Regions from separate parts of the Homo sapiens genome. Here all the other regions are linked to region 1. A link is a loop called in an ENCODE intact Hi-C map of the cell type or tissue named here. Cell type or tissue: breast epithelium. All regions are shown on one strand.

Region 1 (2,500 bases):
CCTCCCGCATTCCCTCCCACTCCCGCGGCTTTCCCAAAACCCCTAGGCAGCGGGGGTGGGGGTGCGGGGGCAAAGGAGAGTCTACCCTCCTCCCGTGAAGCCCTCCGGGGCGCTTCGGGTAGGCAATTTTAGTCAGGAAGGGGCGGGAACTAACGAAACGTCCTCTCCCCTCTACCCAAGGCGTTTGCCCGGCGCCAACCCGCCCCCGCCCGCGCCGGGGTCTCCTCTTCTGCCTGGAGACAGCCGCAAGCTTAGACTGCACACTCCACTGCACACTGACACGCCGCACTCAGATCCCCACCCCCACAGCGGACCGATCACACAATGGCACACGGTACACAGATCCATAGGCACACAATCGCACACTGTCTCATAGGCACAACGGCATTGCAAGCATACACAACCATATTGCACAGTCACACACACACACGCAATTCGGAAACATCTAGACGCGCAATGACACAAAGTGGCCTCCCGATTCCGCCCTTCTTCCAGCACCCACCTCAGCTCATCACTTCATGCACACATGCCAGGAGCTTCCATCGCTTATACAGAAACGTTCAGCTTTTCAGAAGAAACGTTTTATTATTTTTTTGTCGAAGAAAAAAAGCCATATAAATATTAGAGTATAAAACTTGCGTGAGACACAGGAAGAGGGTGGGGTGGGAGCTACGTGACTATGCGAAGAGAAGCGCTTATAGGAGAAGTCAGTACGGGGGAGGGGGTCGCCTTAGCGCGTGGACACAGCACAAAACACAACACGGGCCGCCGCGGGCAGATCAAGGACAGACGGCTGCGCGGAGCCCGCCGCCCGCTGCCCACCCGCCATCACGTAAAAGCACACCGCACTACACTACTGGCTATTCTACACCAGCCGAAAGAGGGAGGGGGCGCTACACTACTGTAAGGGCAGGTCTGGGGTTCTCTGGCAGCCCCGCTGGATGGCCGGGGACCCAGGGGCAGAAGGGGGTGGGAGAAGAAGGTCTATGCACAAGGAGGCACTGGGGAACTTTAACCAGGCTATGGCCACTAGGGGGCGCACTGGGGACCTGGGCAGTGGCCTTCACGGAAGAGAAACGGCACCTGGCAAGGTGAAGGACTGAGGCTTCAGGAGGGCAGGGGCCCTGTTGAAGAAGCCCCATCCTGGGCTGAGACTTTCTGTTCATTTGGTCCCTGCCCTAGCTCCCTGCCTCCCCAACCCAGGGACTAAGAATGGCCTGGCTGGCCCACCCTTCCTGCTGGGGCTCCGCTGACCCTTCCACCAGTGGCACCTCTGGAGTACCCAGCACCCACAGAGGCCCCTCTGACCTCTCAAGGGGACCTGGTCCTAAACCTGCTTCGAGCTTCCTTGGACTGAAATGCCAGTTTAATCCATTGGTCCTGTTAGCTCAGCCCAAAGCTGGCTGCCTGGGCTGAGCCCTATTATGTAGTGGGAAGGGTCCAGCCTAGTTATTGGTTTATGGCTGGAATCTGGAGGATGTTGTCAGTCCCCTGAGGACATACAGAGCCTCCTCCAAGGCCTTGATAACTTGATGTGTCAAGCTTTGTCCATGCCCCCACCATCCACATCCACACACTTCCCTTCCTTATCTTACCACCCCATACTGTCTTGGAACATGCAGTGGAGTCTCTTGTTTGAGGAGGAGGTGGGGGAAGTCAAGGCATGCAGTGGAAACGTCAAACAATGAAAAACAAAACAGAAGACTGGTCCCCAGGGCGTTGGGAAGAGGCTTGGTAGCAAAATGCCCTCCCTAAATCCAGCAAGCATCAGTACCATGGGGATGGTGATCATGTCCTCCAAAACTTGAGCATTGATCTTGGGCTCTGGAAGGAGGTGAAGGGGCTGGCACCAAACCATGCTTTGGGGGAAGATTGAGAATCAAAGGAGAGGCCAAGAGGTCATGATGCCCTTCCAACTTTTCAGAACTAGGAGGCTTGTAGGTTACTTGGTACTTCAACACCCCAACCACCTTACTCGGGAAAGAGGAACTGTTGGAGTGGGGTGGGGAGGAGGGAGGCATGGGATGGATGGGCCTGATTGATTTGGAAGATGGAGGAGTTCAGCTGTAACTAAACGGGGTGTGGCAAATGGTTCTTGGTGTCTACAGTAACCCCACTACCCCCATGGGTACAGCAGTTGATTGGATGGGGGTTCCCAGCGGAACTGCTTTTGCATATTCAACCCCCTGGGGGGGAAGGGGTAGGTGCTGACTGGGCACTTGTTTCTGTTTCCCAAGGGGAGCATGGCCTTGGCCCCTACCAGTATTCTGGGGGTTAGCCCTGAAACTCTGAGGCCTGGGTGCAGGTAAGGAGAAGCTGGGCTGGTTGGGGAGAGGCCGCCCTGTGGCTCTTGGCCTGGCCTCCATGTTACTTCTTCTCCTTCTTGCCCGACTTCTTCTTGTTGCCATTGCCACCTGCTGGGGCCTTGCCATCCCGCTTGCCAGCTGCGTTGGTCAGTGTGGCATTGCTGCCTGGGATGTAGACATTCTGGCGGTAGTCG
Region 2 (2,500 bases), 800 kb after region 1:
AAACCAGAAAACTGAAACACAGTACTTCAACCTAAATTAGATAACCTTAAGCAATCATTTGGTAACATGAAAAAAATGCCATGAATCAGAAAAATAACTCAGAACAGAAATGGACAAAGAACAAAATAAGCAGTTTGTAAAAAAGCAGGAGATATGGAAGAAAAAAAATCTCTGAAAAGAAAACTAAATCATAAGGAAAGCTTTTCCAAAGAGGAAAAACTTTTACTTAAAATATAATAACTGGTATTGAGGAAAGGCATTAAAACAGCCAATAAAATAAAAATAAAATCAAGAAAGCAATTCAAAGGATCAGAGAGAAAGTGGTATAGAGGCAAAGATCCAACATACATTGCAGTCCCTGAAGAAGAATAAAATAATGGAACCGATGTAATCTTCAAAACTATAATAAAAAAAAATTGGGTCTACATATCGAAAGGAAACCTAGGAAAACTTATATGGAATGATCAAGTCTAAGGTATATCTTAGAACATCCATTAGATTTGAAAGAAAAAAATCCTGTGGGCCTCAGTAAAAAAGGGCGAGAAGATACAAGTATACAGGCAACTGTTAGAACAAACACATGAACATACTAAACATTGAAAAAACTTTAAAAGTTGAGTTTGGTTGTTCTTGGTTTTTAAGCATTTCCTTACTTTCTAGCTCTATGAGATGCTCCACGTCCATTTCTATATTTCCTGCCCAGTACTAAAATCAGCCATTTCTCCGAGGAGCCCTGATTCCTTTTACCATGGAAAGGGAGCTGAACTTCAGCAGTGAAAAGGACTGGAGAGCTCCCGCGGGTCTCGAACCGCCCAGAGAGGTAAAAGGACTGGAGAGCGCCCGCGGGTCTCGAACAACCCAGACAGGTTGCTTGTTTCAATTAAAGAACTGTCGAAGTAACCGCTGAGCTAAAGCCAGCCCGGAGGTTGCTTTCGGATTATATTTTATTGACTGGTGAGAAAGACCTACGTCACAAAGAGTGAGTCAAAAAGAGAGTGCTTCAGCATGACTCAGCGACCAGGACTGTCCAACACGCCCCCGACCTCCAGACAATTGAGGAGTTGTCCATCTGGGGACACACAGCAGTGACAAGGACGTAGCCTTTCCTAATCCCTGAAGAGCTCTTCCGCAGGTGTGTCCCCGGTTTACTGTCTCCTTCTCAGCAGTCACCTGGTCCACAACTCTCGAAACGCCCCCACCTCCTTCGCTTCCAGACTCTGCGCTCCCAAAACAACCACACAGGGTCACTTCGTGATCAAATCGACTTTTACAACTAGTGCTTGGGCCAGGGGAGTGGAGTCTTTACAAGGTGTAAATTGTATTTCAGACCTTATCTTAGAACTTCGCTGCTAAACTAGATAAACATTCCAACCCCCGCCCAGTGAAACTTCCTGTTACTCTTTTTAATTTTTTTAGAAACAGAATCTCCCTCTGTCACCCAGGCCGCAGTGCACTGGCTCCATCTAGGCTCAACCAATACGCCCCTCTTAGCCTCGCGAGTAGCTAGGACTACAGGCACAGGCCACTATGCCCAACTAATTTTTTTTTTGAGACGGAGTCGCTCTGTTGCCCAGGCTGGAGTGCAGTGGCACGATCTCGGCTCACTGCAACCTCCGCTTCCCGGGTTCCAGCGATTTCTGGCTAATTTTTGTATTTTTAATAGAGACAGGGTTTCACCATGCTGGCCAGGCTGGTCTCAAACTCCTGACCTCAAGTGACGCGCCCGCCTCGGCCTCCCAAAGTGCTAGGATTACAGGCGTGAGCTTTTTTTTCTGGCTTTTTTTTTCTTTTCTTTCCTCTTTTTTTTTTTGAGACGGAGTCTTGCTCTGTCGCCAGGCTGGAGAGCAGCGGCAGGATCTCGGCTCACTGCAACCTCCGCCTCCCGGGTTCAAGCGATTTTCCTGCTTCAGCCTCCCGAGTAGCTGGTACTACAGGCGCACGCCACCACGCCCAGCTAATTTTTGTATGTTTAGTAGAGATGGGGTTTCACCATGTTGGCCAGGATACTCTCGGTCTCTTGACCTCATGACCCACCTGCCTCAGTCTCCCAAAGTATTGGGATTACAGGCGTGAGCCACCGCACCTGGCCAAATTTTTTTTCCTTTTTCTTTTTCTTTTTTGAGACGGAGTCTCCACTCTGTTGCCCAGGCTGGATTGCAGTGGCACTACCTCCGCTCACTGCAGCCTCCACCTCCCGGGTTCAGGCGATTCTCGTGTCTCAGCCTCCCAAGTAGCTGGGACTACAGGCATGCGCCACCACACCCAGCTACTTTTTATATTTTTTAGTAGAGAAGAGCTTTCACCAAGTTGGCCAGGCTGGTCGCGAACTCCTGACCTCAAGTGATCCGCTGCCCTCAGCCTCTCAAAGGGCGGGGATTACAGGTGTGAGCCACCGAGCCGGGCCTTTTTTATTTTTTATTTTCTGTAGACAGGATCTTGCTATGCTGCTCAGTTGACCTGTAACTGCCCTCAAGAGATCCTTCCGCCTTGGCCACCCAAA
Region 3 (2,500 bases), 65 kb after region 1:
TTCTTTTAATTTTTTTTTTTTAAGATGGCATTTCGTTCATGTTGCCCAGGCTGGAGAGCAATGGCATGATCTTGGCTCACTGCAACCTCCACCTCCTGGGTTCAAGCGATTCTCATGCCTCAGCCTCCCGAGTAGCTGGGATTATAGGTGTCCGCCACCATGCCCAGCTAATTTTTGTATTTTTAGTGGAGACAGAGTTTCACCATGTTGGCCAGGCTGGTCTCGAACTCCTGACCTCAGATGATTCACCCACCTCGGCCTCCCAAAGCACTGGGATTACAGGCGTGAGCCACCACGCCCAGCCAATTTTATTTTCTTAAATTTATTTTCAATTAAAGTATAATTTATATACAGTCACATGCAAGACTCTTAAGTTCAATGAGTTTTGGAAAATGTGTACATCCTTATAACCCATCCCTCTATCAAGATATGGAACAGTTCTAACTTCCTGGGGGGGAAAATTCTACCATCATTCATACTGTTGGTTTCAACTTTAAAATGCTAAGGACTCTATAGGATGTTTAAGGTATGTGTGGACATAGAATCCTCCAAGTGTACTCATAACATTAAAACCCAACAATTTTGTTATGATTGTTATGCATCTTTTATCCTAAACATTCCTTCTATGCAGTTTTACAGATGGTGAAGAAAAACTGAGGTTAAAAATTTCCTCCGGGTGCGGTGGCTCACGCCTGTAATCCCAGCACTTTGGGAGGCCGAGGTGGGCAGATCACCAGGGTCAGGAGTTTGAGACCAGCCTGACCAATATGATGAAACCCGTCTCTACTAAAAATACAAAAATTAGCCGGGTGTGGTGGCATGTGCCTGTAGTCCCAGCTACTTGGGAGGCTGAGACAGAAGAATCACTTGAACCCGGGAGGCGGAGGTTGCAGTGAGCCGAGATCAAGCCATTGCACTCCAGCCTGCGCGACAAGAGCAAGACCCCGCTTAAACAAAAACAAAAACAAAAAACAAACAAACAAAAAAATCCATGGAGCACATATAATCATGTGAAAGAAAATTAAACAACAAAAATTAAAACAGCCTGACACATTTTAATAGAATTCCAGACACAGAAAAAAAACAAAACAAAACTGAACACTAGGACTAGTCTGAAGAGTGGAGTATGAATTAGACAGCAAATTTCCCTGGGTGCTGGATGTTTCTTACAGTGAAAAAGAGATCAGGAAGATAAATAAAACACAAAAGTAGCTCAGCCATGAACCCCAAAACATACCAGTGTAGAGCTATCAGGAAGCTTATTATGCTCAGCCTTATAAGGATCTACCCATCTGACTAGATGATCACAATGGAAGAACTCAGAGTAAAAGAATGGTAACCGGCTGGGCGCGGTGGCTCACGCCTGTAATCCCCACACTTTGGGAGGCCGAGGCGGGCAGATCAGAGTTCGAGACCAGCCTGGCCAATATGGTGAAATGCTGTCTTGTACTAAAAATACAAAAATTAGCCAGGCGTGGTGGTGCACGCCTGTAGTCCCAGCTACTCAGGAGGCTGAGGCAGAAGAATCACTTGAACCTGGGAGGCAGAGATTGCAGTGAGCAGAGATAGGGCCACTGCACTCCAGCCTGGGTGACAGAGCGAGACTCCATCTCAAAAAAAAAAAAGAATGATGACCATATGTCTAATCACACACTGAATATCTGCACTGTTTCTCAGATCCTTCAAATGAACATGGCTGGAACTCAACTCGATTTCTCTTAAATCTATCATTCTTTAGTCTTCCATTCTCATCAAATGGTAGCTTTGTCCATCCAGTTCCTTAATGTGGAAACCCAGGAATCACTCTTAATCCCTGCTCCCCATTTATCCATTGTATTTATTCAGTTAATAATATTTCACTGAAGATCTACCACTTGCCAGGCAACACAACAATATTTTCAGACACCTAGGAATATAATAATAAACAAAACACCCCCTGCCCTCATGAAATTTATATTCCACCTATTCCATTATTAAGTCTTATTGAACCCATTTCCTAAATATATCTATAATTCATCCATTTATTTCTACATCCACTGCCTCCCCTTTAATCCAAGCCAGCTCTTCTTCCATTTCTTACCAGGAATATTGCCATAGTCTCCTATCTTATCTTCCTATTTCTATTTATAACCCTCATAAATCAATTCTCCATATAGCAGCCAGAGTAAGCTTAATAATTCAAATATCTTGTCACTGCCTTGTTTAAAATATTTTAATAGCTCCTAAGTACAAGGGTATTTAGAACAAAATCCAGAATTTTAAGTGTGATTTACAAGGCTCTCCCTGCCTTATTAGTTTCATCTATTTATTTTCTGTTTCTAGCCTCCCTAGCCCTTTTAAATTGCTTGAGTCACACCTTTTATTTTTTAAAAAGATCTTTACACATGCTATTTCCTCTGCCTGACAATTTCTTTTTTACTTTCCTTGTTACCTAGATAACTTCTACTCATCCTATTAATCTATTCATCTCTCTAAATATCACTTTCCGAAAAAAAGAAAG

What was found. A loop is a pair of places that touch in the nucleus more often than their neighbours do. Peaks named below come from ENCODE experiments on the same cell type or tissue, not always from the same donor. Only the 100,000 strongest peaks of a DNase experiment are listed, where the experiment ranks them.
Region 2: it touches region 1 in a loop (19-fold over the local background); 2 of 110 quality-filtered maps call a loop at or near these places.
Region 3: it touches region 1 in a loop (15-fold over the local background); 21 of 110 quality-filtered maps call a loop at or near these places.

Annotation. Positions count from the first base shown.
Region 1 is chr5:141,511,041-141,513,540 of GRCh38, reverse strand. PCDHGA1 (protocadherin gamma subfamily A, 1) reads right to left here. Exons shown (of 4, transcript NM_018912.3): 4 at 566-2,500. The coding sequence ends at 2,368. PCDHGA2 (protocadherin gamma subfamily A, 2) reads right to left here. Exons shown (of 4, transcript NM_018915.4): 4 at 566-2,500. The coding sequence ends at 2,368. PCDHGA3 (protocadherin gamma subfamily A, 3) reads right to left here. Exons shown (of 4, transcript NM_018916.4): 4 at 566-2,500. The coding sequence ends at 2,368. PCDHGB1 (protocadherin gamma subfamily B, 1) reads right to left here. Exons shown (of 4, transcript NM_018922.3): 4 at 566-2,500. The coding sequence ends at 2,368. It also overlaps PCDHGA4, PCDHGB2, PCDHGA5, PCDHGB3, PCDHGA6 and PCDHGA7, and 13 more genes. Among named protein-coding and RNA genes, the nearest start is that of PCDHGC5, 23 kb to the right of the region's middle. RefSeq lists enhancers at 1-7, 2,246-2,355. In breast epithelium, a CTCF peak has its summit at 1,022 (motif pointing right); DNase peaks (open chromatin) are centred at 259, 768 and 1,020; H3K4me3 peaks cover 1,130 bases; H3K27ac peaks cover 2,247 bases.
Region 2 is chr5:140,709,696-140,712,195 of GRCh38, reverse strand. It overlaps LOC105378198 (a long non-coding RNA gene), which reads right to left and starts at 920. Exons shown (of 4, transcript XR_001742904.2): 1 at 654-920. It also overlaps VTRNA1-1. RefSeq lists enhancers at 1,267-1,316, 458-1,657. In breast epithelium, no CTCF peak of the experiment used is centred here; DNase peaks (open chromatin) are centred at 965 and 1,710; H3K4me3 peaks cover 1,501 bases; H3K27ac peaks cover 1,769 bases.
Region 3 is chr5:141,445,608-141,448,107 of GRCh38, reverse strand. The region is part of intron 1 of PCDHGA1 (protocadherin gamma subfamily A, 1); the gene reads right to left. All of the region lies in intron 1 of PCDHGA2 (protocadherin gamma subfamily A, 2), which reads right to left. All of the region lies in intron 1 of PCDHGA3 (protocadherin gamma subfamily A, 3), which reads right to left. All of the region lies in intron 1 of PCDHGB1 (protocadherin gamma subfamily B, 1), which reads right to left. It also overlaps PCDHGA4, PCDHGB2, PCDHGA5, PCDHGB3, PCDHGA6 and PCDHGA7, and 10 more genes. Among named protein-coding and RNA genes, the nearest start is that of PCDHGA12, 16 kb to the right of the region's middle. In breast epithelium, no CTCF peak of the experiment used is centred here; no DNase peak of the experiment used is centred here.